Linked DNA regions of Mus musculus: region 2 is linked to region 1. A link is a loop called in an ENCODE intact Hi-C map of the cell type or tissue named here. Cell type or tissue: heart. All regions are shown on one strand. Links, peaks and the distances in the headings refer to the core of each region. The heading gives the core; the rest is flanking DNA. Region 1 holds the start of Olfr690 (olfactory receptor 690). Region 2 holds the start of Olfr687.

What was found. Peaks named below come from ENCODE experiments on the same cell type or tissue, not always from the same donor. Only the 100,000 strongest peaks of a DNase experiment are listed, where the experiment ranks them.
Region 2: a loop joins it to region 1, with 2.3 times the contacts of the local background. A loop is called at or near these places in 4 of 42 quality-filtered maps.

What each region holds. Positions count from the first base shown.
Region 1 is chr7:105,320,323-105,332,101 of GRCm38, reverse strand. It overlaps Olfr690 (olfactory receptor 690), which reads left to right and starts at 1,824. Exons shown (of 1, transcript NM_020290.2): 1 at 1,824-2,885. The coding sequence starts at 1,912. The coding sequence ends at 2,859. It also overlaps the pseudogene Gm45331. In heart, for the core only: a CTCF peak has its summit at 6,600; no DNase peak of the experiment used is centred there.
Region 2 is chr7:105,220,592-105,232,370 of GRCm38, reverse strand. It overlaps Olfr687, which reads right to left and starts at 4,654. Exons shown (of 2, transcript XM_011241955.3): 1 at 4,567-4,654. The coding sequence starts at 4,654. In heart, for the core only: a CTCF peak has its summit at 6,093; DNase peaks (open chromatin) are centred at 2,760 and 4,120.

The sequences.
Region 1 (11,779 bases), core at 1,736-9,735:
ACCATCACCAACCTCCCCATACCTAAAAAAACAAAACAAAACAACAACAAAAAAAACTAAACCAAGAACCCCAAATAAACAAAACAAACAAAAAACCAAGACAACAAAACCCAAAACCAAAACAAAAGCAAGCAAGCAAGCAAACAACAACAAAATAAAATATTAAGTGTTTAAAAGCTGTTGTCAAGTTACTGTCCAAAGTGGCCACAGAAAGTTACCTATCTCCACAGGGAGCTGTTTTCCTTACATTTTTAAGAGGACAGATTTCATTTCTTTAAATTTTATGTGAATTTTCATTTCTTTAAATATTATGTGATTGAACATCTGTTCATATGTATGGTCTGATTTTATATAGTATATATTGTCCATTTTGATTCTTTGCATGTTTAAAAATACTTCTTTATTTTCACCAACCTTTATTATTTCAGGACGCTAATCTACTTTTCTATTGCAAGCCTTGTGTATATCTTTCTTCTAGAATTACTTTTTTTATAACCTCCATTCTGTTTTTACAAAACTGTCAGTCACTTGTTACTTTCTATGAAATTTGGTTCTCTTATTTTATTCAGATGTTTCTAATGCCAAAAATGTTTTATCTTAAAACACTCATTTTAATTTTACATATCCTTGTAGTTTTGCTGTTTAGACATCTGGAATTTCTATTTGTTTACCTAACAAATTGGGAACTAATCTTATTCTTTCACAAAAATAACCTAGTCAAATATCCCAGTGTCATTAATTGAATAGATTGTTTTTCTCCATTGGATTGAAATTGTAAGTTCCAAATATATTTCTATTAGTTGCTTAGATTTCTGTTAAGTTGTACTGATTCCTTCACTAACAGTTATTAGTATTGATTTTGTGTTTCTCTGCTAGGCACTATGTTTGGCAGTCTATATAGCATATTTGATTTAATTCTGACGAGAAAAGTATGAATAATTCAACAGTAATCATTCCAAATTTTTAAGATGTAAAAAACTCGTCTTAAAAGAAAATCAGTAACAAATTGTGAGAGTCCTAGGATGTGAGCTGAAGAGGGCTTCCATGTATAGGCTATAAGCTAGGACATTTTCAAAGTAGAAAGATTTGTTGTAGGTGAGGAAAGTGTTTGCCAAAAGTGATGAAAACTGGAAAATTCAGGTTCTGAGAGGAGAGCAGGTAACACGTAAATTAGCCTTAACAATGTGTCTAAAGCTGGGAAAAAAAAAAGAGAGTAATGTAGGATTGTGGAGGGTTTTCTATGTTTAAAAAGCTTTGGCTTTATCCTATACATTGATAGGGTTCTTAAAAAAAACCATAGGGACTAGAGAGATGGCTCAGTGGGCAGGAGTGGCTGTGAAAGCAGGCAGACCTGGCTTCAGATTTCCAGGACTCATGCAAATAATTGGGCATTTCTGTAAGCACCTGTAACTCCAACATTGGAAGGTAGAACAGGAGGCTCCTGAGAGTTTGGTGTCACATACAACACACACACACACACACACACACACACACACACACACACACACACACACACACACGCACACAAATAGCACCCACCCCCATACCTCACATACACCAAAACAAAACAAATCACAGTAAGCATTTTGTCACCAAGGCTATATCAGATCTGCTGCATGGAAAGGGGTGAGAATGTGAAGCCTTGCCTACCATAGGAGGAACAGGTGAGTTATCAAAGCCAGGGAAAGACCTATGTGGAACATGCATGTGTGTATGGGTCCCAGACACTGGAAAGGTGTGGTCAGGGACACTTGTTTGTATCTGCAGTGCTAACGTGGGAAATGGAGGAGTGACATCATTCACTTGTAAGTCACTGTGATGTTTGCTTGCCTTTGACCAGACCTCACAGCTGGCTCTTCCTACTGTCTCTCCATTAGTTTTAGTCGTCACGGGAAGAATTCAAAAGCAAGCATGCTTGGAACTAACTTCACTATCATCCATCCAACTGTGTTCATCCTGCTTGGAATCCCAGGGCTGGAGCAGTACCACACCTGGCTTTCTATTCCTTTTTGTCTTATGTACATTGCTGCAGTCTTGGGGAACGGAGCCCTCATCCTTGTTGTCCTGAGTGAACGCACCCTCCATGAGCCCATGTATGTCTTTCTGTCCATGCTGGCTGGCACTGATATTCTCCTGTCAACCACCACTGTGCCTAAGACCTTGGCTATCTTTTGGTTCCATGCTGGGGAGATCCCCTTTGATGCCTGCATTGCTCAGATGTTTTTCATCCACGTTGCTTTTGTGGCTGAGTCGGGAATCCTTCTGGCCATGGCATTTGACCGATATGTGGCTATTTGTACTCCTCTGAGATACTCAGCCGTCTTAACACCTATGGCAATTGGAAAAATGACCCTGGCCATCTGGGGACGGAGCATTGGGACAATTTTCCCTATCATATTTCTGCTGAAGAGGCTGTCATACTGCAGGACCAATGTCATCCCACACTCATATTGTGAGCATATTGGTGTAGCCAGATTGGCTTGTGCTGACATCACTGTCAATATCTGGTATGGCTTCTCGGTGCCAATGGCTTCAGTTTTGGTAGATGTTGCACTCATTGGTATTTCTTATACGTTGATCCTCCAGGCTGTGTTTAGACTTCCTTCCCAGGATGCTAGGCACAAGGCCCTCAATACCTGTGGTTCTCACATTGGGGTCATTCTCCTCTTTTTCATACCATCATTTTTTACTTTCCTTACTCATCGCTTTGGCAAGAACATCCCCCACCATGTGCACATTCTTCTGGCAAATCTCTATGTGTTGGTTCCCCCCATGCTTAACCCTATCATCTATGGTGCTAAGACCAAGCAAATTAGGGACAGCATGACTCGCATGTTGTCTGTTGTGTGGAAGTCTTGAGAGCAGTCACAGTTCACAAAGCTGTCTTAGTTTCTCTTACAAACAGGAGAGAGAGAGAGAGAGAGAGAGAGAGAGAGAGAGAGAGAGAGAGAGAGAGAGAGAGAGAGAACTTGCCAGTGAGTTCCTTTGTTCAAGAACCATGTTGTCTGTTGCAGAAAGCAAATGAGTACTAGAATGAAATATACATGGATTCAAATCCTGGGTCTATTACATTTTGATTGTGAGCCATGGGGAGTTCATATCTTTTAGAAATTTAATCTTAACCTATAAAATAAAATCTCTTTACCTATGTTCTAAGCTTATTGTGAGGATTAATTTGAGCATATGAACCACTGGGTACAATAGGTTCTCCATAGCTGTAATTCTAACTTGAAACATGCTGAATGAAAAAGATATTTTTGATTTTATTTATGTGAGATTTCTAGCATGTCCAGAGGCCTCTCTTCTCTCTCATGCCTGCCTGTTCAGACTACACCATGACCATCATCTTATCCAGCATCATGGCTGCCGTCACCACATAGCTCCAGCAAATATGAAAATAGGTGAATATGTTGGAGTGCCTTGAAATACACCAAAGTGTTTAAATGTTAAGGAAAGGGTTTAATTGTATTTTTATGTAAGGGAATTTGATCATTTTTACATATAAAATATCCACTTCTTCATCTAGCAAGTGGGTCAGTATCTGAGCTGAATGCATGAACAGAGAATAAGTACAATTGGATCATACTGGTAATATAAAGATAAATGCTATCTAACTAAACATTCTGATTCTAAGTCCTTTAGAGTTTCCCCCTCCTCATCAATTGTCCGGCTTTAAATCTGACAAACTCAGTTATCTAGCTCTAAATCCCATTAACTATGATGATTTCCAAACTAATAATTCTAGCTTAGCCTTTTCCTTTGATATCCACATTCACATATTCAGCAACTTCTTTTTCATAACTAAATCCCATCCTTGGCAATTTCATGTATTATATATAATACATTTGATTACTTTCACCCCCATTTTTGTTTTAAGTTTAAAAATTAAAAATAAACCACATGTATGGGTGTTTTTTGCCTACATGTGTGTCTGTGCACCATGTACATGCCTCGTGCCCACAGAGGTCAAAAGAGGGTGTCAGATCCCCTAGAATTGGAGTTACAGATTGTGTGGGCTGGGAACTGAACTCAAGGCTTCTGTAAGAGTGGCTAGTATTCTTAACTGCTGAGCCATCTCTTCAGCATCTCACCCCTGATTATATCCTGCCACTTCTCACATTCCAGTCCTTTCCCCATACCCAGGGCTACTTGTGTTCATCAGTTCAGAACTACCATGGAGTATGGTGGGCTCAGAAGTGTAGATGGCTGAGATTCTAGGGAGAGGGCCATCACTGTCTTCAGTTAGAGTAAACCTTCTCTTAGCATTTCCCTTTTTGTGTCTTGCAGGCATTTCAGAATAAACATGTCTATATTAGAAAGGCTAGCTTAGGTTACACTATGTAGCAAACCATAAAATTTCAGAAGAATCAGCAAAAGAAATGCCACTGCTATTTCATTTAAAATGTTGCTTGTGGCAATAGGAGCTTTCTTTGTGTAGTGGCTGCTGTAGTTAAAATATTTCACCTTTAGTCGCATATTCTCACCTATAGTTTCATGTTCTTGAACATGCAGCCTTCTTCCTGGTGCTAATATGATAGACTAAGAGTTATAGCAGTTCTTTTTCCCCCATTTTGAGTCAGTGTCTTGCTATGTAACCCAAGTACTTGAACTCACCATGGAGGCTGGGCTGGCCTCAAATCTGCAACCTTAAGTGTTGGGATTACAGCTACTATGCCTAACTTTATGTTAACTTTAATTTAAAAAAAATTTTTTTTTCTGTGACCAAGATCCCTTAATAGTGACACTCCACTGTCCATTCGGTGCTTAGGCCTCGCACTGTACCCAAGAGGATGCTGAGCTGTAGGAAAGGCACAGTAAGAAAGGCACCTGGACCCATCGGTCTCCAAGCCACCAACAGCAGTTCACAAGCCTGGGATAGCAGGGCCCTCAGGGAAGCAGGCCCACTCGAACCTGGAAAACCAGGCCAGCCCCTCGGGTGGCTTGCTTGTTGATCTGTGACATTCTTTGGTTACAATTTCCTCTAAAACCTCACCATCTCCGTTGATGAGCCTAGTGTGTCCTGTCTTTGGGTCAGTCACGTTCGAATTACACTCTGACGAGCATCCACCACAGCCTTCTCCTTGCCTCTTCAGCTTCTTCCGTTTATTTTTCTTTTTCCTCCTCTTCTTATCTTTGTGCTTCCCTCGCTTCTTCTTGCCATCACTGGAGGATGAGGGTGAGGCGGAGCTAGAAGAACTGGAAGGAGAGGAGGAGGAGGAGGGAGAGCTGGATCTCCATGTCTTCCTAGGCCTTGTGCTTGCTTCTCTCCTCAACACTGGAGGTGCTGCTGGCCTTGTGACTTTGAGATTTGGAGGCTGAACAATTTCTCGAGGCGTTCTTACTACTCTTTTTACTTTGCTTTTCTGATCCACGCTGACCTCTGACCGACTGCGACTTCTCAAGTGCTTGGGAGAGCCAACGCGAGCCAAAGTGAGGCAGGCTAGAAACCGAAAGAAAAGCACTTAACCTGCAACTCTTCTTGAGCAGGTCCACAGAGGCGAATCCAAACTCAGCGCCGAGGAAGCCTGATTCTTAGGGCATCTAGTATCCATTCATTTGCATGAGGGAACGGAGGCAGCGAGTCTGGTTCTTCTGGTCTATGTTAACTTTTAATAGTTCAAATGTTTTCTTAGTTGAGCAGATTGTTTCATTGGCAAGATATGTTTATCAGGAAACCTCTCATGGCTTGATTCTATTGTATGCCAATCAGCACCCTGCCAATGTCTTCTATAGACATAATTCTTAACTTTTCTCTATTCTCCCCTTGATAGCCTCGGTGTTTACCTCTGTAACTTACTGGGAGATAATTTAGAGTAATAATGACTTATTGAGACCTTTGCCTCATATGAAGTATTTATTGGGCACCACACTCTTAACACAAACTTCTCCCTAAGGTATTTATTTAACTAAGACGTTTGGTTGGGATAGTTTTGCTTGAAGCTTCAGGAAAAAATAAACCAATTAATTGTGAATGGGAAAGGTACAACTGGCCTTTGCCATTGGAGATGAATCAGTACGACAAGCCAAGATCTGTGTGAAGAGTCAGATTCTCCTAGGGCTTGTGGAGTTATTTCCAGAAAGACACACAGCCTTGTCCATGCCCCTGTTTTAGCTTCAAGAAATGTGTTTCAGATTTCTGACCTGCAGAGCTGGAAGAACGTAAAGACATATTGTTCCAAGCCACTGTCTTGAATCCACCTTGTTTCCTTTTGAGAAAGTGACCAATTCTTTTTATATGTTTTCTGCCCAGTTCTTCTTATTTAGCTACTTCAGAAATGTAGCCAACACACATTGTCAACCTTTTCTTTCCCAACATATCTTCTGCTAGTTCTGTGAGTCCAGGAGACAGGTGGTCTGATCTCAAAGGACACCCCTGAACCAACTGTCTCCCTACTGCCATTAAGCTCTCTTCAGTTTCTGTCATAACTTGGCAACTATTAAAATTTCACACCCATCGATTGATTATTCATTCACTTACTTCTAGCCATGAACAGGGTGAGAAATTACATTGCACACAATCCTGATAACCTCCAGCCATGTAGGATAAAAGTTCCTGAGAAGTTATAAGAGACTTTGTAATCTAGCCTCTAGATGGGGCCACATGACTGGCTATCATCAAGAAGTACAGGTGGAGGAAATTAATATGTGTCTCTTTCACCTTTATGGGGTATCCTGCAGATTCTCTGTGATATCTGGAGGAAGACAGGAGTACTTAACGTGAAAGGGTTTTAGAACTCCATTAGAGGCTCTCAAACTCATCTATTCTTGTATAAGGGCTGACTACTTATGGCTGTGTTATAGTTTTTTGGAGTGCCAAGAAGTGTTATTTCACTAACAGGAATTTCCAAGGACAGGGTAGCTGTATTGTGAGCACCTTAACACTGCCCACAGACATAACTGTTATTGTGTGCTTCACCAAGTGCACTGCTGGGCTAGTCAGAATGGTTTCAGTATTCATCTTTTACTCCCTAGCACTTATGTTTTAGAGGCTGAAATTGCAGATCATGGATGTTGCACCTATCTCACTGGGAGAGAATGCAGCTTTACCCTATGGATACCTGAACATGGCTCTCAAATTCACCCATCCTCATTTACAGTCCAGTTTCCTGTGGCTGTGCTCCAGTTTTAATTTCCTTGTGTCATTTTGTACTAAACCATGTAGTTCTGATTTCCTCATTCTTCGTATCATTTTTCCACATCCAGAGCCTGTTTTACAGGCAGCTTATTGTTAAGCCTGGATTCACCTATGCATGTCTTTGAAGGATGCTCTTGTTCACAGAGGTGTGTGTGTGTGTGTGTGTGTGTGTGTGTGTGTGTGTGTGTATGTTCAGATAAGTTTCTATATAGTTCAGGCTATCCTCAAACATATGATTTTCCTTCCTCTGCATCCCAGGTGTTGGGATTTCAAGTCTGTGCCAGTCCAGTCACTTACATTATTTTTTACCTACTGGGAAATACACCACCTTTAATTTCTTTGGCTACTTTGAACCATCCATAGTGAATTTGTTGGGCAGATTCAGGAATAGGCACTCTATGCAAGACACCCTGTTTAGTTTGTAGTTTCATTAGAGCTAAAAATATTCAAAAATTATTTCTTTTTTTATTAGATATTTTCTTTATTTACATTTCAAATGCTATCCCGAAAGTTCCCTATACCCTCCCCCCACCCTGCTCCCCCACTCTCCCACTCCCACTTCTTGGCCCTGGCATTCCCCTGTACTGGGGCATATAAAGTTTGCAATTCCAAGGGGCCTCTCTTCTCAGTGATGGCTGACTAGGCCATCTTCTGCTACATATGCAGCTAGAGACCCAAGCTCTGGGGGTACTGGTTAGTTCATATTGTTGTTCCACCTATAGGGTTGCAGACCCCTTCAGCTCCTTGGGTCCTTTCTCTAGCTTCTCCATTGCGGGCCCTGTGTTCTATCTTATAGATGACTGTGAGCATCCACTTCTGTATTTGCCAGGCACTGGCATAGCCTCATATGAGACAGCTATACCAGGGTCCCTTCAGTAAAATCTTGCTGGCATATGCAATAGTGTCTGGGTTTGTTGGCTGATTATGGGATGGATCCCTGGGTGGGGTAGTCTCTGGATAGTCCATCCTTTCATCTTAGCTCCAAACTTTGTCTCTGTAAATCCTTCCATGGGTATTTTGTTCCCTATTCTAAGGAGGGATGAAGTATCCACACATTGGTGTTCCCTCTTCTTGATTTTCTTGTGTTTTGCAAATTGTATCTTGGATATTCTAAGTTTCTGGGCTAATATCCACTTATCAGTGAGTGCATATCTAATGACTTCTTTTGTGATTGGGTTACCTCACTAAGGAAGATATCCTCCAGATACATCCATTTGTCTAAGAATTTCATAAATTCATTGTTTCAAAAATTATTTCAGTGCTATAAAAGGGCATATGGAATGATTTTTAGCATGCTTTGAATTTTATTGCAAATAAATTACTATTCTATGGAATTCATATTTAGACATAGCCTTTTCTATTTCCTCTTTCTCCCTCCTCATCTCCATCCCTACCCTTAATTCTCATTTTGCTCTGGTGTTAAGGATCCTATCTAGGGCTCCAGGCATACTAGGCACACTTAACACCGAGCTAACCCTCATCTGTCTCTTGGTTTTCTGAACATTGTAGTCACATAGAGAAATATCAACTCTGTCCTTGTGCAGATGAGGAAAGAAATTTGAGAGGTTGGTAAATTGAAAATAACATAATTCCTTCTTGGCCTTGGGATTTTTGTTGTCAAGTAGAACAAGTTCTTCAAGCAGAATTAGAATTTATTTGTTTATAGGACAGAAAGGCTTAGAAACTAGATATTTGGCATGCATGAAGGATATCAAGTCTTCATTCTGATTCAGATAATCATATAACATTTCCATGTTGTTTTAGCAGAAGGGGAACATGACCAATATATGTTGTGTGACTTAGAAAGTCTTCTTCTATTCAGATGGCATGTATGTGCAGATTTCTTTCTAGGGTGTGGAAATATAGATGTATCCTGATAGGATGGAATATGTAAGTGATGAATCCTTTCTTCTATCCTCTCTCACTCCTTACTGTTTTATATTATATTAAATTATATTATGTTACTTATATTACATATGATATATTCTTACAAATAAACTCTGCTTCATATGAAAAATGGTATCCTGATTTTGTGCATCCAGTTGATTGACAGCATCACTTCTTACCATTAAGGGAACTCCTCACCTAAGTTGTAAATTGGGGTGCATCATATACAACATCAAACACTTAGGGTGTATGGAGAGCTCTTAGTGTTGCTTCAAGGATATCAGCAAGAATATTTGACATTGGTCTAGGACAAGAAAGTAGGCTCAAGATAAATACAGCTGAGGAATGTGTTCCTTGTATCTTGATCATCTTGATAAGGCCATGGATACAGTGATCACAGGACTTTTGTTTATGCCTTGTTTGTTCTTGACCAAGAACTGACCCTATTTGTTGCATATACTTAGAATGGTATTTAAACAGCTGGGGAAAAAATAAACTTACTTCAGCACTCGCTGGAGTCATATTACAGTATTGTCTAATTGCCTTTTCTTTCTTTAATCCTCACTCCCCACCTCTACCTCCCTTGAGTCCCTGTTGACTGACTGAGTGAGCTTGGTCAAGGGAGTAAAGTATAAGAAATAGGACACCTAGGGCATTGCCATTGCCATTTGGTAAGGCTCAGGAGCAAGGGAGTAAAAAAGACAAGTGCAAATGGAAGATGCTTTCCTATTCCCCTCTCTGCTCCCCCCAGCTTCTTCACAGCAGAGTCAACTTCATGAACTGTCTCAACTTTTGGTTAGATCTAAACAGTTTTCCACATGCCCTGGGAAATATCCCATTTTTGGGGTAAATGAAATATTTGTCAGTATTAAGGTAAATATTTTCTGCTGTTTTCTAGTTGCAATCAGTATCTGGTTATGAATGTTAGAATGGGTTAGAATAGAAAAGGCTTATATGTGGTCTGGAACAACATATAACTTTGTAGGCTCCCTGGGATCATACAAACAATCACAAGGAATGATGTGACAGTTTACTAAACATATATCCCCTCTGAAAGGCAAAGTCACAGTTCTGCAGCTTGCTGGGGCTGGAACATTCCCCCTTTGTTTTATTACATCCTTCACTCCCTAAGCTTGGCTGTCTGAAATTTGCTCTATAGACCAGGCTGACCCTGAACTTAGAGATCTGCTTACCTCTGTCTCCTAGGATTAAATGCACATACCACCATGCCTGAGTCTAAGCTTTTCATAGCCATCATGCCTCAAGATCTGGATCACAAGTCTGTGTCCTCCATTTCTGGATTGTAGTTCATTCCAGATTAAAAGTCCAAATGAAAAAAATTACCAAGTAATAATAACATATAACATGATATAATTATTCCTTGTTTAATGGCAAATTCATAAACAATAAGATTAGCTGGGTGGGATCTTGCCCCAAAGTCAGCACTACTTTAAGCTGTTTATTTCTTGAACACAGGATTTAGGTCCATTACATTTCCTGGTAACCTTTTATTACTTGAAGTATACATTTTCTATTTTTTCTTTCAAAGCTTGTTATGTTTGGTCAAAACACTCTTCATTGGAATAAACCAGAGGACAGTGTCTGTGCCGGGCATTTCTGAGACTTGCTTTGTCAATACAATTAATTGAAATACCTCACCTTAGCCTTAAGTAGGTTCCTCAGACAAGGGCATAAAGCAGCAATATTTTTCACCAAAACATCAGAAGAACAGTCTCCAGAGTTCAAATCACCCTCAGCATCACTGTGTTCCATATTCTGAAGTGGAAATTTATGGTTTCATTAGAGACTCAGTTGTGTTATGTGATTTTTTTGGAAGCTGTCTGGTGAAAGAGCAAGGGATGTTTTCCTGGAGTGGACACTTGAGAAAACACATGATGATTGGAAAGAGTATAAGTATAACCCAAAAGACAGTAGACAATGAGATTGCGTTGGTTCACCTTGCAATTCTTCCCTGGTCATTGGTCTTTGAGGATAATGGTCCTTGCTGATGATTCCCTGGCACTGGTTTGCCTTGCCCTGCAGCACTGATCTTTGGTTGTTTTGAGTTCATTGACAGAAATGTACCAGTGAACTTACCTTGCTGCTTTCATGGACTTGTGCTGATTCACCAATCCATTGAGCCTCTCTGTTTTTTTTTTTTTTTTTCTGGATTTAGCCACTGCTAAATTTGGGGACTGGACTGACATTGTGATTCGTGTTTTATGACACTGTTGACTGTCTGCTGATATTCTGACAACAAAGATTAGAATCACCCCAAAGAACTACTTCTAAACAGGTCCATGTCCCCATTGTCTTATGATCCGTTTTTCCTAGCTTTAGTTGGTGGTCTATAAGGGAGGTTAAGTATTTAAGAGCCCTTATTAAAGTCGTTTTTGAAAAACCTAAGCCTATAATATTCCTACAGGATGGTCCATTAAGTTCCACTTAAAGAATTCCATGGCTTTCCAAATCCAAAGTCCTCAAATCATATTCCTCCAAACAAAAACAAGGTCAGGCCTATCACAAAAATATCCAAATCCCTGGTACCAACTTCTGTCCTAGTAAGGTTTTCCATTGCTGTGAAGAGACACCATGACCAAGGCAACTCTTATAAAGGACATCATTTAATTGGGGTGAGCTTGCAGTTTTAGAGGTTCAGTCCATTAACATCATGGCAGGAAGCATGGCAGTGTCCAGGCAGACACCATAGAAGGAACTGGAAGTTTTGCATCTTGATCTGATTGCAGCCTGGAAAGA
Region 2 (11,779 bases), core at 1,459-9,458, 99 kb after region 1:
GGTGGTATTTTAAGTAGTTTACCTGTGGAATTTTGACTGTAGCCAGTAGTATATTTTGGTATTCTTTTATAATTCAGAAATTTCAGAAATAATTTGTGTATTGTGTGTAGTCCTACGATATTTTCTAGGGCACTGCAGAGAGCGAAATCTAGCTCATAGCTCTTATCATATACTTGCAATATTAGTCTAGTTATAGGAGTTCTGACTTTGCCTCCAACTCTCTCTACTTGTAGCCTTTGATCTTGCCTGTATTCAGGATCTTTCCTTCTTCTAGGGCATATACATTAATTTCACTACCTGTGTCCATCGGCCATTTAACCACTTTGGTGGTGCCATCAGGTAGTATGATAGGTAGTACTACTCTGGGTTTTAGATGTTGTGTCCCTGAGGTTGAAAGGGATGTCCTCGTCTTTTTTGATTGTTCCTGGATGGCAGCTTGTTCATAGGTCTTGCCCCTACATTCAGCCTTCCAAATGGTCTTATGTTTTTAAGCCTTCTCCTCATTTGTTAAATTTCTTACCTTTAATAAGGTAGGTATACTACCTTATCCAAGTCTAATTCTCTGTATGATTTTAAGAAGTCTATGGCATCTGCCATAGGTTGACATCCTTGCATTGGTCCAGCTAGGGTCACCCTGAGATGTTGTAGAGCTCCTTTTAACAGGATTTTCCTAAAATGGGCCAACATTGGTGCTGCCTGCAGGGTGGGTACCTGATTGTAAATGAACTAGAGCACTCCCAATTTTCTTGCTAACTGAATTGCTTCCTGTAAATTATTACATTTTTCTGGGGCCTCAAACTGAGTTAAATCTAAGAAGGGGAACATATATCTCCAAGCTGCAGTTTTCCAATCAAGCGGTGGGTACATGTCTCCTTGGGTGCTGTCTAAAACATGCTCTAGAGCATCAAACATGGTGGGATTTTCCACATTACTAATTTTGTGCATCTCTTGGTCTTATAACATTTTTGTATCTGCTCCCTTTTCCAACAGTTTTACTATGTAGGATGCATCCTTCATACTGTTTTAGGCATAAGTCTTTCTAAGTTCATTAAGTTCCTGTTGGGTATATGCTTTAGTTTCCATTTAAATCTCCAAGGGGCTGGCATGTCCAGAACCCCTTACCAGCATCTGAAGCCGGGAGGCGGTCACTGACCAGACTCTAGGGCATTTTGGAAAGGATTGGAGTCCTTCCATTGTTTTGTGATATTCATGACTAGCTTTTTGCCCATTAATCTATCCTAATCCAAATTGACTATAGTCTTCATTAGTATATTAGGTACTTCCTTTTGTAATGCTCTCTCTATTATAGGTTCCACCTGCTGTGGTGCTGTCAATGGAATGTCATTTTTAACTTCCTTGCACTTAGTCTTATTCTTAACTATGCAGTTATTATCCTGCCAAGCTCTTTCCACTGGGTCAGAGCTTTCTTTGTCCTCTAATTTTATCGTTTTCATACCCTAGATGAGCCTTTTAGGTACACTCATCCTGTTAATTTATAGGTACAGTGCCTTTACTGTTTTCTATGTAAAGTACCAGGTGATATTACTTCTTGGTGGATTTTTCAATAATTCATTAAATAATTTATTCATCCGTCTTACTAGTATTTTTGCCAAACACACTCTCATAGGTTTTGGGGGCTTCTACCCTCACCCTCTGCTCTTCCTCCTACCTTGGCTCCCTCAGGAGCTTCTGGCCAGAGTTGGCTCTGGGGTGGTGGGCTCCAGTCCCCCCTGGCTCCTTGGTCTTCTTGTCTGCACCTATTTACCTGCTCTTCCTCCTTTCCTGGTCAGCTCAGAGTTGGCTTCGAGGTATCTTAGACTTTCAACTTCAAGGGAGGCCAGTGCCTACTGATGAGTAAGGGTGCTCAGGCTTAGACTAGGTGTATATTCGAATTCTACAGCCCAGTAAATGGCCCAGAATTTAAATGTTTGGTAAAGCGTGGCCAACAGGTGGCTGCTAGGCGGCTGCTAAGTGGGGCCCCAGCTTGAGTCCTGAGGATCAGTCTCTTAAAGACTGATCCGATCCTGCCGACTATACCAATTGTCAGAATCAGGATTGAGGACAGAGTCGAGAAAGAAGCCTCAGATTCGGAGGTCAGGTTATAACAACTTGTTTATTCATAAACAGCAATAAGTAGCGAAATGGAACCACTTTCATTCATACACTCACACTTCACTAACTTCCGTTCTGGCCCGATGTCGTAGCTTGGCCCAATGGCAGCTCATCTGGTAAGGTTGGTGACATGTCCTTCCATTTTGGGGTTCAGCTAGAGCGCGGTCCGTGGTGTGGGCTCCTCTCATTAGGCGGCAGGCATCCGGGTTGGTGGACTCGATCGCTCAGCATGACAGCGTCTCCGTGGACTATGGAAGTGAGCGAGTGGCGGTGGCCAGACAGTAGTTTTAAAGCTACTCTTAGCCAATCATAATTAAGGCACTCACACATTACTTCATCTGGCATTTACTTTACTTCAATTTTATCTTACACACACACACACACACACACACACACACACACACACACACACAGGTGGTCTTGGTTTCCATGGGTATATTCATCTACTCCACGGTATCATTTCTTTATCTTGTTCCTTATACCCATTCTCCCCACTTTACTTTGGTCTTAGTGATTATTCACAGCAATAGAATTCTTAATTAGGGCAGAGACTTAGTGTATTTACAGAATCAGTCTCATAATGTTATCTCCCTCCCCTTCCCCCGCCCCAGGAAAACCACCTACCTCCCAATTTGACCCAGGAACACAGAATGGATAGCTCTCATGATTGCTTTTACAGGAGTCAGAATACTCATTAAACACCATGTGGGCCCTGAGATAAAACAGGAGAAACAAAACAAAGTAGCATCTAGGCCAGATACTGGAGGGAATTCACCCACAGTGTCCCAAACAATCCAACATGAGCCGTACAAAAGATGTTGTGGACATACTGTGGAGATAGCTCAGAATTGCCACCAGCAGCTGGAAGAATTCTTTATCTTTTGGAGACCTTCACTCAGGTAAACCTAGATTCTTAACTCTGCCCTAGAAAACTCAGACTCTGACCTAAGTAAAGAATTTCACAACTAACCAAAGTGAAGGATATTTCCAGTTTATTACACGGAGATGTTACTATACATTTCAACACAAGGACTGAGAAAAAAACCAATATCCTAGCTCATGGATGTAGGCTTCCCAGAGAATAATCTCCATTGCCTTTACAATAGTAAGACATAGAATTCACTGTTTATCTTGTTCGAGACAGGTGCTGGCCTGGAACTCTCTATGTGGTGATGCTGACCTCAGACTTACAGAGATCAGTCTCTAAGTGCTAGATTATAGGTGTTGACCCCTGTGTCTGGCTCATACATAGAATTCTGATGACTCTGAAATCATTGGTTCCAAAAGGTGACCCCTGAGGTGCACCTGACAGGGGAACAAGGCTATATCACAGAAATATAGGCAGTTAGAACTTCCCACTGTAAACAAAGCTATTCATGTTATTTGGGACTTTGCCAAAGCCTTGGGAGAGGAGACGGCCTTGCTTGGGGCATTGTAGGCACAGACATGGCATATTACTATTTTAACACTCTTTTTAATAATTTTTAATTAATATTTATTTAATATATATGAGCATCTTGTTGTTGACACACCAGAAGAGGACATCAGGCCCAATTACAGATGGTTGTGAGCCACCATGTGGTTGCTGGGAATTGAACTCATGACCTTTGGAAGAGCAGACAGTGTTCTCAACCACTGAGCCATCTCTCCAGCCCCAATACTCTTAAAATAAATACCCCAGTGTGCTCAACATTCACAGTATTCACGTGTGAATTGTGCTGAAAATGTTTTAAGCTGTTGAGAGGTTCCCCAGAGTAAGGGGTTCTACCCTCTCTCTATTATCGCCCCTGTTTTCCATCCTGCCTCAGATAGCACCATTAACAATTTTACTTTAAGATTCCAAAAACAGCAGTGAGCATATCTCTAGTGGACACCACTACAGGGTTCTTAGTGTGTTTTCTGTGGAAATGAGCTGTCAGGTTAAAGAGATGTTGTAGGGAGATATGGCCATCCTGCATCTATTCAGAAGTGTCAGGAGCATTTCCAGGAATTATCCTTCAGGAAAGCTGCTGTGATACTGATAACACAATGCACAAATAAGGCCTGCTGTGGAGGCACCAGCTGCAACACCAGCACTCAGGAGATGGAGATAGGAGGAAGAGAATTCCAGGGCACAGTAAGTCTTAGCCAGCTTAGGCTACCTGAAACCATTTTCCAAAAAGCCAAATTAGTAAATAATGTCAGATCATGAACTATGCAGGAAAGAATAGTACGCTGTAATTACCAAAGCAATTTTAAAATCAGCACTTCTGTGCAGAAATGACAAAATAAAAAGATAAGCAAGATTCCCCTGCTTTATCCTCTTCAGTGTTTGCCTATGGACTTGGGTTGCAGTGGAGTTGAAAGCCTGATTCCTTCACCCATGTTCTAACCCTCTGCTCTGCTTGGCCATCCACACACCTACCACTACCCCAGCAGCATCAGAACCTCAGGGCACTTTCACAGAGGACTCACCAACAATTTCTAGCCTGGTTGTCCCCTCTGCCTTTTCAGGGGTGACCACAACCTTACATCTGTATTCTCCTGCTTCTCGAAGCTCCATCGTGGGCAGATGGAGTGAGGCATTTCCAAGTTCTAGCCCCAACAAGAACACATCAGCTCCAGGACGAACTGCCTCTTGTTGATCTCCATAAAACTCAAACACCTGGACCTCAGATTCATTCCTGTCCTTCTTCAAAGACCAGATGACTCCCACAGTATTGAGGTCCAGCCAGGGATTTTGCAGGGTATGGTGACATCTTCATGTAGGAATACCATCTGAGTCTTCCCTGCCATCGCCACTTCCAATCTACCTATGGCAATATGAGAACCCAGTTAAAGGAGGTTTGTAGTACCCAGTCATGGTGAAGTGATAAATAGCTTTTGTTATATAGCCTTGAACAGCTCAGAAAAGCTCTTACCTCATTACCCTAGATAGATCGACTAGCACTGTCCTTTCTTTAGACAATTGCTTTGGCTGTTAGGGGCCTATGTGCACATTTTACAATCAGATAGTGAAATACTTAACTACAATTTTACATTTATTGAGTATGTTAGTGTTTGGAAGGGGTGTGTGTGTGTGTGTGTGTGTGTGAGAGAGAGAGAGAGAGAGAGAGAGAGAGAGAGAGAGAGAGAGAACAAGAGAGAGCACACATATGGGCCTGCAGCATCTCTGTAGAAGCAGGGGACTCTTGTGGAAATAAGATCTTTCCTTAAACCATTTTGGCTCCAGGGACCAATCTCAGGTCATCAGGTTTAATTTGTCAAGTCACCTCAGCAGCCCTAACTTATCAATTTGTACAAAGAAGTCTGCTAGGTTCTCATCTATGTGTCTTTAGAACAACTTGGGCATATTATCAGAATGTTACATTTTCAGTCCATGAACATGTTTGGTGGTGTGATAAGGGGTGTAAGCTACAAGAGAGAGCTCTGTCTGCCATGATGACAGAACAAAAAGCTATCCTAGAGCTAAAACAGCCAGAATTTTAACTTAGATTCTCAGGCTATAAAACTAAGTCCCTTTGAATGTCCCCATGAGATGAAAACTGTCCCTCCTGCCTCTGCAAAAACATTAGTACAAATGTCTAGATGACATGAAGGTAGGCTTTTTCTAACTTTCCCCCTAGTTCCCACATCATGGGTAAAGTGGCAAGGCACCAAAATGTCTACAATCAAGGCAAATGGCACACTGTAGGTCTTTAAAGCCTGACTGCACAATCACTCAGTATTCTGTTCTATGTACAAGAGCACTCAGTGCAGGCAGGGTGAAGGAGCCACAACCATAGTAAATGGGAATCCATCAGAACCCACCAGGGATGGCAAGAGCTACAGCCTCTCCCTCTTCCTTCTCATTCCATCTGCATCCTACCTGCTGAGGGCAGGCACCACAGACACAACAATAATAAACTTCACAAGCCAGCCAGTCACTCTGCCATCCATGAGACCTCTAAGCTGGATTGGAGTGGCTTGCTCAGCCCTCCACACTTCTTGGGTGGTACTAGGCTGCTGCCTTGTGGTAAAGAGCCAGGACTGCAAAAAAAAAAAAAAAAAAAAAAAAAAAAAAAAAAGCAGAGAGCAGTACAGCTTGGCACCTTGGGGACCTCTCTGGCAGCTCTGTGAAGCCATCTTGTTATGAGCAGCTGGGCATGCAATTCCATTGGTTGAGCACAGAAGCTGTGGGGGTCTTCTCAGAGCAAGGTGGGTCACACACAGATGCACCTGGACCTTGAAATCTGTCACAGAAAACAAGTTCAGAATCAGTTAATGATTTTATTAAACAGAAAGACAAAAGACATTTTTTGTTATTAATATTTTTATTTTAAAAGATTTTGTTATTTTTTTTAATTTTTATTTTGTTTGCTTTTAATTAAAGCTGATATATATATATGTGTGTGTGTGTATAAAAGAAAGTGTCAGTTGTTATCTGCTGAAGCAAACAATTTTTAAAAAAATTTTTAATATTTTTTTATTATGTATTTTCCTCAATTACATTTCCAATGCTATCCCAAAAGTCCCCCATGCCCTCCCCCCCACTTCCCTACCTACCCATTCCCAATTTTTTGGCCCTGGCGTTCCCCTGTACTGGGGCATATAAAGTTTGTGTGTCCAATGGGCCTCTCTTTCCAGTGATGGCCAACTAGGCCATCTTTTGATACGTATGCAGCTAGAGTCAAGAGCTCCGGGGTACTGGTTAGTTCATAATGTTGTTCCACCTATAGGGTTGCAGATTCCTTTAGCTCCTTGGGTACTTTCTCTAGCTCCTCCATTGGGAGCCCTGTGATCCATCCAATAGCTGACTGTGAGCATCCACTTCTGTGTTTGCTAGGCCCCGGCATAGTCTCACATGAGACAGCTATATCTGGGTCCTTTCAGCAAAATCTTGCTAGTGTATGCAATGGTGTCAGCATTTGGAAGCTGATTATGGGGTGGATCCCTGGATATGGCAGTCTCTAGATGGCCCATCCTTTCGCCACAGCTCCAAACTTTGTCTCTGTAACTCCTTCCATGGGTGTTTTGTTCAACAAATGGTGCTGGCACAACTGGTTGTTATCATGTAGAAGAATGCAAATCGATCCATTCCTATCTCCTTGTACTAAGGTCAAATCTAAGTGGATCAAGGAACTTCACATAAAACCAGAGACACTGAAACTTATAGAGGAGAAAGTGGGGAAAAGCCTTGAAGATATGGGCACAGGGGAAAAATTTCTGAATAGAACAGCAATGGCTTGTGCTGTAAGATCGAGAATTGACAAATGGGACCTCATGAAACAGCAAAGCTTCTGCAAGGCAAAAGACACCGTCAATAAGACAAAAAGACCACCAACAGATTGGGAAAGGATCTTTACCTATCCTAAATCAGATAGGGGACAAATATCCAATATATATGAAGAACTCAGGAAGGTGGACTCCAGAAAATCAAATAACCCCATTAAAAAAATGGGGCTCAGAACTGAACAAAGAATTCTCACCTGAGGAATACCGAATGGCAGAGAAGCACCTGAAAAAATGTTCAACATCCTTAATCATCAGGGAAATGCAAATCAAAACAACCCTGAGATTCCACCTCCCACCAGTCAGAATGGCTAAGATCAAAAATTCAAGTGACAGCAGAGGCTGTCGAGGATGTGGAGAAAGAGGAACAGTCCTCCATTATTGGTGGGATTGCAAGCTTGTACAACCACTCTGGAAATCAGTCTGGTGGTTCCTTAGAAAATTGGACATAGTACTACTGGAGGATCCAGCAATACCTCTCCTGGTCATATATCCAGAAGATGTTCCAACTGGTAAGAAGGACACATGCTCCACTATGTTCTTAGCAGCCTTATTTATAATAGCCAGAAGCTGGAAAGAACCCAGATGCCCCTCAACAGAGGAATGGATACAGAAAATGTGGTACATTTACACAATGGAGTACTACTCAGCTATTAAAAAGAATGAATTTATAAAATTCCTAGGCAAATGGATGGACCTGGAGGGCATCATCCTGAGTGAGGTAACCCAATCACAAAGGAACTCACACAATATGTACTCACTGATAAGTGGATATTAGCCCAAAACTTAGGATACCCAAGATAGAAGATCCAATGTGCTAAACGCATGACACTCAAGAAGAATGAAGACCAAAGTGTGGACACTGTGCCCCTTCTTAGAATTGGGGACAAAAGACATTTTGAAGAGACGCTCTCAGTTATGTCTGTGATGAGACTTTGAAGGTGTTTAATCAGGAATTAACTTTAGGCTTTCAGGAAAAAGATTGGATCTCATACTCCTGTGCCTTCTCTACAATGTACATCTTGAGGAGGACTGAGCTCAGTTGGGAGTGCTTACTTAGTGAGTAGTTCCCTGTACCAAGTGAGGCGATGCATGTCTCTTTTGTTCAAGAGTTCAAAGGAAGCCAGATGGGGATTGGTAGCACGGTCAGTTCCCAGAGTAATCTTTGCATGTACCTAGCATAAAAGCAGACTGGGAAAAAAATAAATGTGCTTCAGCCTCAGTACTGGCTGGAGTCATGTTATAACACTGTCTAATTGTCTTTTTCTTTTCAATCCTCCCTCCCTCCCTTGAGACCCGGTTGACTGACTTGGCTGGCTTGGTCAGATGCTGCCTCAACATTGGGCTAGTTGGTGAGACTCTGTCTGAAAACAGTCAGACAGAGCATGGCATGGTGGTGCCCAGCCTGGCATGGTGCTACACAGCTATAATCCAATATTGAGACATGAGGCTAGGACAGCCTCATCTGAGACCAGCCTGAGTTGGTTTCAAGCCAGCTAGGGCAACATAGCAAGATCCTGTCTGAAACACAAACTCAAAGGAGAAGAGGGAAGGAGGCTGGGAGGGGACGAGGTGAGGGATGTGTTACAGACAAAACTGAAAAGACAAGGAGCAGAGCTGTGACTTCTAAACTGCTCTCATAAGAAATCATTTGGGAGTTCCACATGGTAGTTCACTCTTGTATGCCAGCACTTGGGAGGCTGAGGCAAGAGTATCTCCATGAACTCAAGGCCAGGCTGGGCTATGCAGTTAATTCTGGATGAAGCTGAGTGCAGAGACTCTGTTACAAAAAATAAAAGTAAACATTTAGACTAGAAGGGAAAGGAAAGAGGGGGACATGGTCAGAAGGGGAGGAGAAAGAATTGCTTGTTTAATGTCATATGAGGAATCTATATTTCAATGCAGGTATGTGTACACATGTGACGTGTCATAAAGGAAGCTATAGGGGGAGGGGGATCAGAGAGAGGGAAGAAGGATGGGAAAGTGCAGTGGGGGGTAATGTAAATAAAACATAATATGTCTATGTATAAAATATCAAAATTAAACCAATTTTCTTTTATACTAACTAAATTTTTGTTTTTGTTTTTCGAGACAGAGTTTCTCTGTGTATCCTTGGCTATCCTGGATCTCACTCTGTAGACCAGGCTGGCCTTGAACTCAGAAATCTGCCTGTCTCCATCTCCCAAGTGCTGGGATTAAAGGTGTGTTCCACCACTGCCTGGCTCACTAACTAAAAATTTTAACTTAAAAAAACAAAGCAGAAGCAATACACACACATACACACACACACACAGACACACAGACACACACACACACAGACACACACAGACAGACACACACAGACACACACACACACAGATACACACACACACAGATACACACACACACAGATACACACACACACACACACACACACACACACACACACACACACACACACACACACGAGTAATTGCTACTTTTGACAGGAACCTGAGATCAGTTTCCCAGCAACCATATTGGTAGCTTACAAATGCCTTTAACTCCAGTTCCAGAGGCTCTACTGCCCTCTTCTCTCTTCTGGCCTCTGTGGGCACTGCACCACAAAGTAGACACACAGACATAATCACACAAAATTTTTAAATTTCAATTTCAGTGAAAATAATAATGAGAATCCCAAATTTCTTAAATATAGGATTAAGAGGAAATGAAGACAAAAAATATAAATTTGTGTGTATATATGTTTAAATGTCAATCTAGTTACACAGATGGAAACTAATAGAGAGCTATATTTTTTTATGCGTGCATTTAACTAAGTTTCAAGCTACTTAGGAACATAAGCTGCTCTCTGAATATCATGTAATTAAGAAACAAATAACTACAAGTCTTCTGTCAGCCTTACTAAATGCCCAGTTATATCCCATGATGATGCCCATCCACACTCCTAGCACCTGGGAGATGAAAGCTGGAAGGGCAGGGGTTCAAGGGCCTCCTGAACCACCCAGTGAGTTAGAGACCAGTCTACTCTAAGACCTATTCTTTTTTTTTTTTTTTTCAGTCTATACACATTATACAGTTCAGACAGCGAGGTTCTAATTCTCCTGCCTCCACATCCCAACTGCTTAGACAGCAGTCATGTACCACCAGACCAAATGGTACTCAGTGTTGGGGATGAACACAGTCAAGGCTTCCTGCATGCTAGGCAAGTGTTCCACCAACTGAGCCACATTCCCAGCCTGAGATCCTGTGTTGAAAAATAAAACAAGGAGCTGGAGAGATGGCTCAGTGGGTAAGAGCACTAACACCTCTTCCAGAGGACTCAGGTTCAATTCCACCCACTCATACAGTTGTTAGCATTCTGTCTAAGCTTCGCTGCGGTTACCTGGCAACAGCCAGATAGGTCTGACCCACTATACAAGGGGCTGCTTGTCCCCTCCTCCCTCTCTTGTTCCTCTCTTGTTCTCTTGTTCTTTCTCTGCTTTTTTTCTCCATTCTCTCCTCATTCCCTTCCCCTCTCTGTCCACGTGCTCATGGCCAGCCTCTACTCCTCTACTTCCCTCTCCTTCTCTGCCTTTCTCTGTCTATACTACCCTCTTAACTCCCTTCCCCATGCCCTGAATAAACTCTATTCTATACTGTACTGTCATGTGGCTGGTCACTCTAGGGGAAGGGATGCCTCAGCATGGTGGAGGCACCCCCTTCCCCCACACATCACCTCCATAGAACATACCCTCCCCCTATCTTTTTATAAGCACAACATGGTGTCGAAACCCAGGATTTAGAAACTGCAGTTTTACATCCCACCCCTGCTATCACATGGAGAGCCATGCTTGATAGCCTAAACTTGGGAGAACTGGTAAGCCCCCTCCCCACTCTGGTGAGAGTAGACTTCTGCATGGTCCCAGGGAGAGTTCTTGAGCTCGGAGCCACCCCTGTGCTGCCCGGGGTGGGGGGGGAGGATGGAGACTTTCAGCCTTCTCACTGACCCTTGTAATGGGACTCTTTCCCTTGGTTGAAATTTTGCTCTCTCCTTTGAAACAGTTTCCTTTTTGCTGCTGAGAAATTCCAGGGCCCAGATAAACTGCTCTCTGCAGCTCAGGAGCACCAGGTCCGAGTGTTAGTCGCAGTCCATCACGTGATGACCTGGTGGTCTGGCCTGTGCTAGAATCTCTCTGGTTATTGATGATGCCCTCAGGACGCTGGTTGGGACAGTTAATAATCCTATTCTTTTCACCTATTCTTTCGATCTTTGCCACCTTGTCCCTACTTACTGGGATGTCTTGGTCTAAGTCACAGTTAACAGAAAACAACATCTCTACATGGCCACTAAACTGGCACCTTCTTGCTAGCGACCTGTAGCGTAGGCTTTGAGCCCCCCACCCTCCCGCATTTGCTGGCACCTACTTCTGCTGCAGGCGCTGGTTCCACCAGGTTGCCA